Linked DNA regions of Homo sapiens: region 2 is linked to region 1. A link is an interaction called in ENCODE POLR2A ChIA-PET data of the cell type or tissue named here. Cell type or tissue: PC-3. All regions are shown on one strand. Links, peaks and the distances in the headings refer to the core of each region. The heading gives the core; the rest is flanking DNA. Region 1 has its middle 17 kb from the start of IL31. Region 2 holds the start of LINC02985 (long intergenic non-protein coding RNA 2985).

Evidence for each region. ChIA-PET counts read pairs that join two places held together with the same protein. Peaks named below come from ENCODE experiments on the same cell type or tissue, not always from the same donor. Only the 100,000 strongest peaks of a DNase experiment are listed, where the experiment ranks them.
Region 2: POLR2A ChIA-PET joins it to region 1 with 20 read pairs; 6 of 35 experiments call an interaction of 5 or more read pairs at or near these places.

What each region holds. Positions count from the first base shown.
Region 1 is chr12:122,155,658-122,158,565 of GRCh38, forward strand. No RefSeq gene overlaps it. Among named protein-coding and RNA genes, the nearest start is that of IL31, 17 kb to the right of the region's middle. In PC-3, for the core only: no CTCF peak of the experiment used is centred there; no DNase peak of the experiment used is centred there.
Region 2 is chr12:122,061,904-122,064,811 of GRCh38, forward strand. It overlaps BCL7A (BAF chromatin remodeling complex subunit BCL7A), which reads left to right. Exons shown (of 6, transcript NM_001024808.3): 6 at 1-141. LINC02985 (long intergenic non-protein coding RNA 2985) reads left to right here and starts at 1,387. Exons shown (of 4, transcript NR_135044.1): 1 at 1,387-1,628; 2 at 2,647-2,779. RefSeq lists silencers at 1,000-1,294, 2,215-2,364 and enhancers at 2,160-2,454, 2,405-2,634, 2,775-2,824. In PC-3, for the core only: a CTCF peak has its summit at 2,231; DNase peaks (open chromatin) are centred at 1,448 and 2,308; H3K4me3 peaks cover 508 bases; H3K27ac peaks cover 1,623 bases.

The DNA.
Region 1 (2,908 bases), core at 301-2,800:
GGATTACGCAGCCCAGGTCCCAGCAAGAGGAGCTCTCTGTGGCTACTCAACCGCACCCCACACTTCTTCCCTCTGTGCTGCCGTGCATTCCCCTCCCTGGAAGGCCCAGCGCTCTCTCTCCGCTGTGGCCTGGCCCAGCCCTCCCTGCTGTGCCCCCGGAACCACCGCCAGTGCTCCATTTCTGCTGCTGATATCAAGTGCGGTGTAGCTGTCAGTACCACATTTTATCTCTCCTTTTTCAGGACAAGGACCACATCTCATTTTATCTGTCATCTATCATAGCACACAGCTTCTATGTCCCAGGCACTTGGTAATCTCGCAATGTAAATCACATCTGCCGCTGCCTGCCAGTGTGAGCCCTAGGAGGTAGATGCTTTATAATACCCATGTTAGAGATAAGGAAATTGAGGCTTACAGGGTTATATCAGATATGCCCCAGGCGTGAGCCACTGCACCCGGCCTTATGTTATCCCATTTTCAACTTCAAAAAACTCTCCCTATAGAGATTGTTGTCCTCATTTTACACATGAGAAAACAGGTTTACCTTTCAACATAAGAACATTTAACAAACCAGGAGTAGATGGAGTAGAACTTCCCCAGCCTGATGAAGAGCATCTACAAAAAGTCCACAGCTAACATCATGTTTAATGTGAGAGACTGATGCTTGCCCCTAAGATCAGGAACAAGAAGTGGATATCTGCTCCTTCCCCGTCAATATTGTCAATATCAGTATTGTCCTGGAGGTTCTGGTTAGGGCAATTGGGCAAAACAGAGAAATATAAGACTTGGCCAGGCGCAGTGGCTCACGCCTATAATCCTAGCACTTTGGGAGGCCGAGGTGGGCAGATCATTTGAGCCCAGGAGTTCTAGACCAGACTGGGCAATAGTGAGACCTCGTCTCTACAAAAAATAAACAAAATTAGCTGGGTGTGGTGGTGCATGCCTGTTGTCCCAGCTACTTGGGAGGCTGAGGCAGGAGAATCTATTGAACCCAGAGGCAGAGATTACAGTGAGTCAAGATCGCGCCACTGCACTCCAGCCTGGGCAACGAGCGAAACTCCATCTCAAAAACAAACAAACAAACAAACAAAACACAAAAAAGAGGCCGGGCATAGTGGCTCACACCTGTAATCCCAACACTTTGGGACACTAAGGCCGGTGGATCACCTGAGGTCGGGAGTTCGAGACCAGTCTGGCCAACATGGTGAAACCCTATCTCTACAAAAAAAAAAAAAAAGGTAACTGAGTGTGGCGATGGGCATCTGTAATCCCAGCTACTCAGAAGGCTGAGGCAGGAGAATCGCTTGAACCAGGGAGGCAGAGGTTGCAGTGAGCTGAGATCGCTCCATTACACTCCAGCCTGAGTGACAAGAGCTAAACTCTGTCTCAAAAAAAAAAAAAAGAAGAAGAAAGAAAAAGAAATACAAGGCTTTCAGATTGGAAAGGAAGAAAAACCATTTGCAGATGATACGATGGTATGCGTAGAAAGTCCTAAAGGATGCACACAAGCCCTTTAGAGCGAGTGAATGGGATCAGCAAGGTTGCAGGACATGGGATCAGTATACAACAATCAGCTGTCTTTCTTTTTTTTTTTTTTGAGACGGAGTTTCGCTCTTGTCGCCCAGGCTGGAGTGCAATGGCGCACTCTCGGCTCACCGCAATCTCCGCCTCCCAGGTTCAAGCAATTCTTCTGCCTCAGCCTCCCAAGTAGCTGGGACTACAGGCATGTACCACCACGCCAGGCTAATTTTGTATTTTTAGTAGAGACAGGGTTTCTCCATGTTGAGGCTGGTCTTGAACTCCCGACCTCAGGTAATCCACCCGCCTTGGCCTCCCAAAGTGCTGGGACTACAGGTGTGAGCCACCGCGCCCGGCCAATCAGCTGTCTTTCTGTACACTGGCAAGAAATAGCCCAAAAATGAAATTAAGAAAACAATTTCATTTTCAATAGCATCAACGAAGACAAAATACTTAGGAATAAATTTAACCAAGGAGGTGCACTCAGTATCATACTGAAAGTTATACAACAGTGTTGAAGAACATTATTCAACCATACAAAGGAATGAAATACTGTTATGTACTACAAAGTGGAAGACCCTCAAAACCATTATGCTGAGTGAGAGGAGGCAGACACAGAAGGCCACATGTTGTGTGGTCCTATACAAATGAAATATCCAGGGCCAGGCGTGGTAGCTCACGCCTGTAATCCCAGCACTTTGGGAGGCCGAGGTAGGTGGATTGCTTGAGCCCAGGAGTTTGAGACCAGCCTGGGCAACTTGGCGAAACCCTGTCTCTACAAAAAAGTACAAAAATTAGCTACAAAAAAGTACAAAAATTGTAGTGGCACACGCCTGTAGTTCCAGCTACTTGGAAGGCTGTGATGGGAGGATCACTTGAGCCTGGGAGGTCAAGGCTAAGATTCAGTGAACCATGATTGCACCACTGCACTCCATCCTGGGTGACAGAGTGAGACCTGTCCCCCGCCCAAAAAAAATTAAAATTAAAATTAAAAAAAGAGAAATTGACCAGGCACGATAGCTCATGCCTGTAATCTCAGCACTTTGGGAGAGTGGATCACCTGAGGTCAGGAGCTTGAGATCAGCCTGGCCAACATAGTGAAACCCCATCTCTACTAAAAATTCAAAAGTTAGCCAAGCGTGGTGGCAGGCACCTGTAATCCCAGCTACTCGAGAGGCTGAGACAGGAGAATCACTTGAACCCAGGAAATGGACGTTGCAGTGAGCTGAGATTGCGCCACTGCACTCCAGCCTGGGCAATGGAGTGAGACTATCTCAAAAAAAAAAAAGTAGGCTGGTTGTGGTGGCTCACGTCTGTAATCCCAGCACTTCGGGAGGCCGAGGCGGGTGGATCACAAGGTCAGGAGATCAAGATCATCCTGGTTAACACG
Region 2 (2,908 bases), core at 66-2,565, 94 kb before region 1:
TTTTTCCCCTTTCAAGAATTTTTTTTTTTTTTGGTGTGTTGTACAGCAGTATAATTTTTCACTTATTTATTCCATCAGTAGATATGGTTTGTACAATGTACAATTGTTTCATTTCAGAAAATAAAAATTTCAAATCATGAATACCTTGTGGTTTTGTCTCATTTTAAGTAAGGTCAGATCGATGGTGACGGTGTCCCTCTCCAGCTGCTCCGGCCTCTCTTGCTTGGCCGTGTGGCCCTGATTCTACAAGACACACAAGTTCCTTGCACACAGGAGCTGTTGCCTTCCATAGTCATAAGAGCTGCCATTATTAAGCACCAGCTGGATGCCAGGCAAGCCACTAGTTGCTCCTTTCTGTGGGCAGGTATTGTTGGCCACCTTGTGCAGGTGAGAAAACAGCAGGACAGTCCCCTGCAGGGCTCTCATGCCGGGTCAGGCCCCCAGGTTGAAAGCCACACCTGAGGCCAGGCGTGGTGGCTCATGCTTGTAATCCCAGCACTTTGGGAGGCCGAGAAGGGCGATCACCTGAGGTCAGGAGTTCGAGACCAGCCTGGGCAACATGGCGAAACCCCGTGTCTACTAAAAATAGAAAAATTAGCCAGGTGTGGTGGCACACACCTTTAATCCCAACTAGTTGGGAGGCCAAGGCAGGAGAATGGCTTGAACCTGGGAGGCAGAGGTTGCAGTGAGCTGAGATCACGCCACTGCACTCCAGCCTGGGTGCAACAGAGTGAGATTCTGTCTCAAAAAAAAAAAAGCCACACCTGATCCGCCTACCCCGAGACCTGGGTTCCAGCAGGGACATGTTTTCAGCTTCCCTGTCTCTGAGGGGACTCTGGATTGTGGTAGGGACTCAGGGGCGTTAGTGCATGGGTGGACTGCAACCTCGGCTTGACTTGTCCTAACAGCCTCTAGTGACTTACATGGTTGGGCTGGAACCAGACCTTTCCCAGGGCTGTGACCCTTTCAGCCCAGACTCCTTCCCCCACGCTGACTTCCCCACCTCTGTCCAGCGTCACCTGGCCCTTGGGTCAGCCCCTAAAGAGAGCTGGCAGGGGTGGGGGTGTTGTGTCAGCGGGTCTAGGCCAAGCTGCACTGCGTGGACCGGCTGCAGGCAGATGCTCTCTCCTGTTTGTTCTGTCTGACTCTCCTTCCTACCCGTTCCTTTTTAACATGTTCCAGTGTTTTTACCAGAATTGGCTGCTCAGCTAAATAAACTCCTGATATGGAAAGTTCAGCCTGACAAAACACAAATCATAGAGGCCTTGTTTGCTTAAGGAAAAAAAATGCCTGAGCTGGCACACGTTCCCGCGCTTCCTTTCTGCCCTCCCTGCGTGTCTGTTCCCAGCTCTCACTCTCTGGATCGGTCCCTCCCTCCTCTCTCTAAGGCTTCTGCCCTTTCCCCCTGCCTCCCTTGTCTCCACCCGCCTAGATCACTGTCTCACAGTCATTCTGTGGAACTTCCTCTGTGTCTCTCACTGGAGCCGCCTAACTTCCTCTCCCACCTCCCTTCATCAAGGAGCAGTCTCATGCCCAGGAGCTAGAAATGTAGGCTTTGCCGGCATTGGTTGAGCTGTGCTGGGCCCTAGGCAGCGATGACTCAAACTTGACCCTTAACCCCCAGGCAGGTAAGTGAGCCGCAGTGCTTTACGATGCCGACCACAGTTTGGAATTAGGGGATACAGACATTCTGATGGCAAGGGTCAGGGAATCTCCTAGGACACTGGAGGAATACCAGGCCTGGGGCTAAGCAGCTCGTTTTTCCTTTTTGACACAAAGGAGGGGCTGGAGGCTTCTGAGCCAAGGCTCTGCTGGACTAGGGATGGTGTTGCCAATGAATAGCATGGATTGGAAAAGACCAGACTGGAAGTGGGAGCCGGGCAACTAGGGAACTGGAACAATAGGCCAAGCGGGGGGCCAGCGGTTGGCAACAGGGCCCATGTGGCCCCAGGCAATGTGAAGGCGGTCAGTAGGCAGGGAGGTGGGGTGGGAAAGGGATCAGCTGGGGGAGGTAGGCAGAAAAGGCTCAGGTCCAAGTTCCAGGCCATGCTAAGGCAACAAGTGTCACAGAGGTCCGTGGTGGGGCCGAGGATGGACTGCAGACCCTAAAGGCCAAGTCCAACTTCCCTCTATCGCTCCTCTGGGTGAAGAATGCATGTTTCCTCCAGAGTCTCAGATTAGATAGACATCCTTTGACCTTGTCTATCCAGTTCTGTTTCCCTCTTCTTCCCATAGGGGTCTCCCTCCCTCCCCGTCCTTAAGTGGGGCGGGCACTTAGCCCAGGGTGGTGATATGACCCAGTCCTATCCAATCACCATGGTCCCGCCTCCTGGCTACCACAATTGGCTCAGGGATGAGCACGTGGCCCATAGCAGCCCAGTGAGAGTCAGCCCTGGGTGGGAACTGGTGGGAAAGAATTCTGCTGGAGCATCTGGAGTTGCTCAAATGGAGTGGCTGTGGCCATCTTTCCTTACACGTGGGGAGGAATCAGCCTGAGAATGAAACCATCACAGGAAAGGGCTGAAAGACGGTGAGTGTGTGCTTTCTAAGGGCAGCATTTGGGCCTTGGCCCCAGCCGGCCCTGAAGCCAGCACAACCCCCGGAACGTCTCAATTTGTGAGCCAATAAATGCCCTTGATGGTTTAGGCAAGTTTTCACTGGGTCTTACCCGACGTGAGCCCCCACTCCTCCATATGGACCTGTTTTGGACCAATGAGGCATCCTCTTCTGTAGTCCTCAACACGCGGAGCTCCACCACTCCTGAGCAGTGTGACCTCAGGCAAGTATCTTAACCTCTCTGGGTCCCTGTTTCCTCATCTGTATAATGAGGACAATAATAATGCCTACCAGGGTTGTTGTGAGGATTAAATGAATACGTGTAAAGCGCTCAAGGCAGGCCCAGGCACAC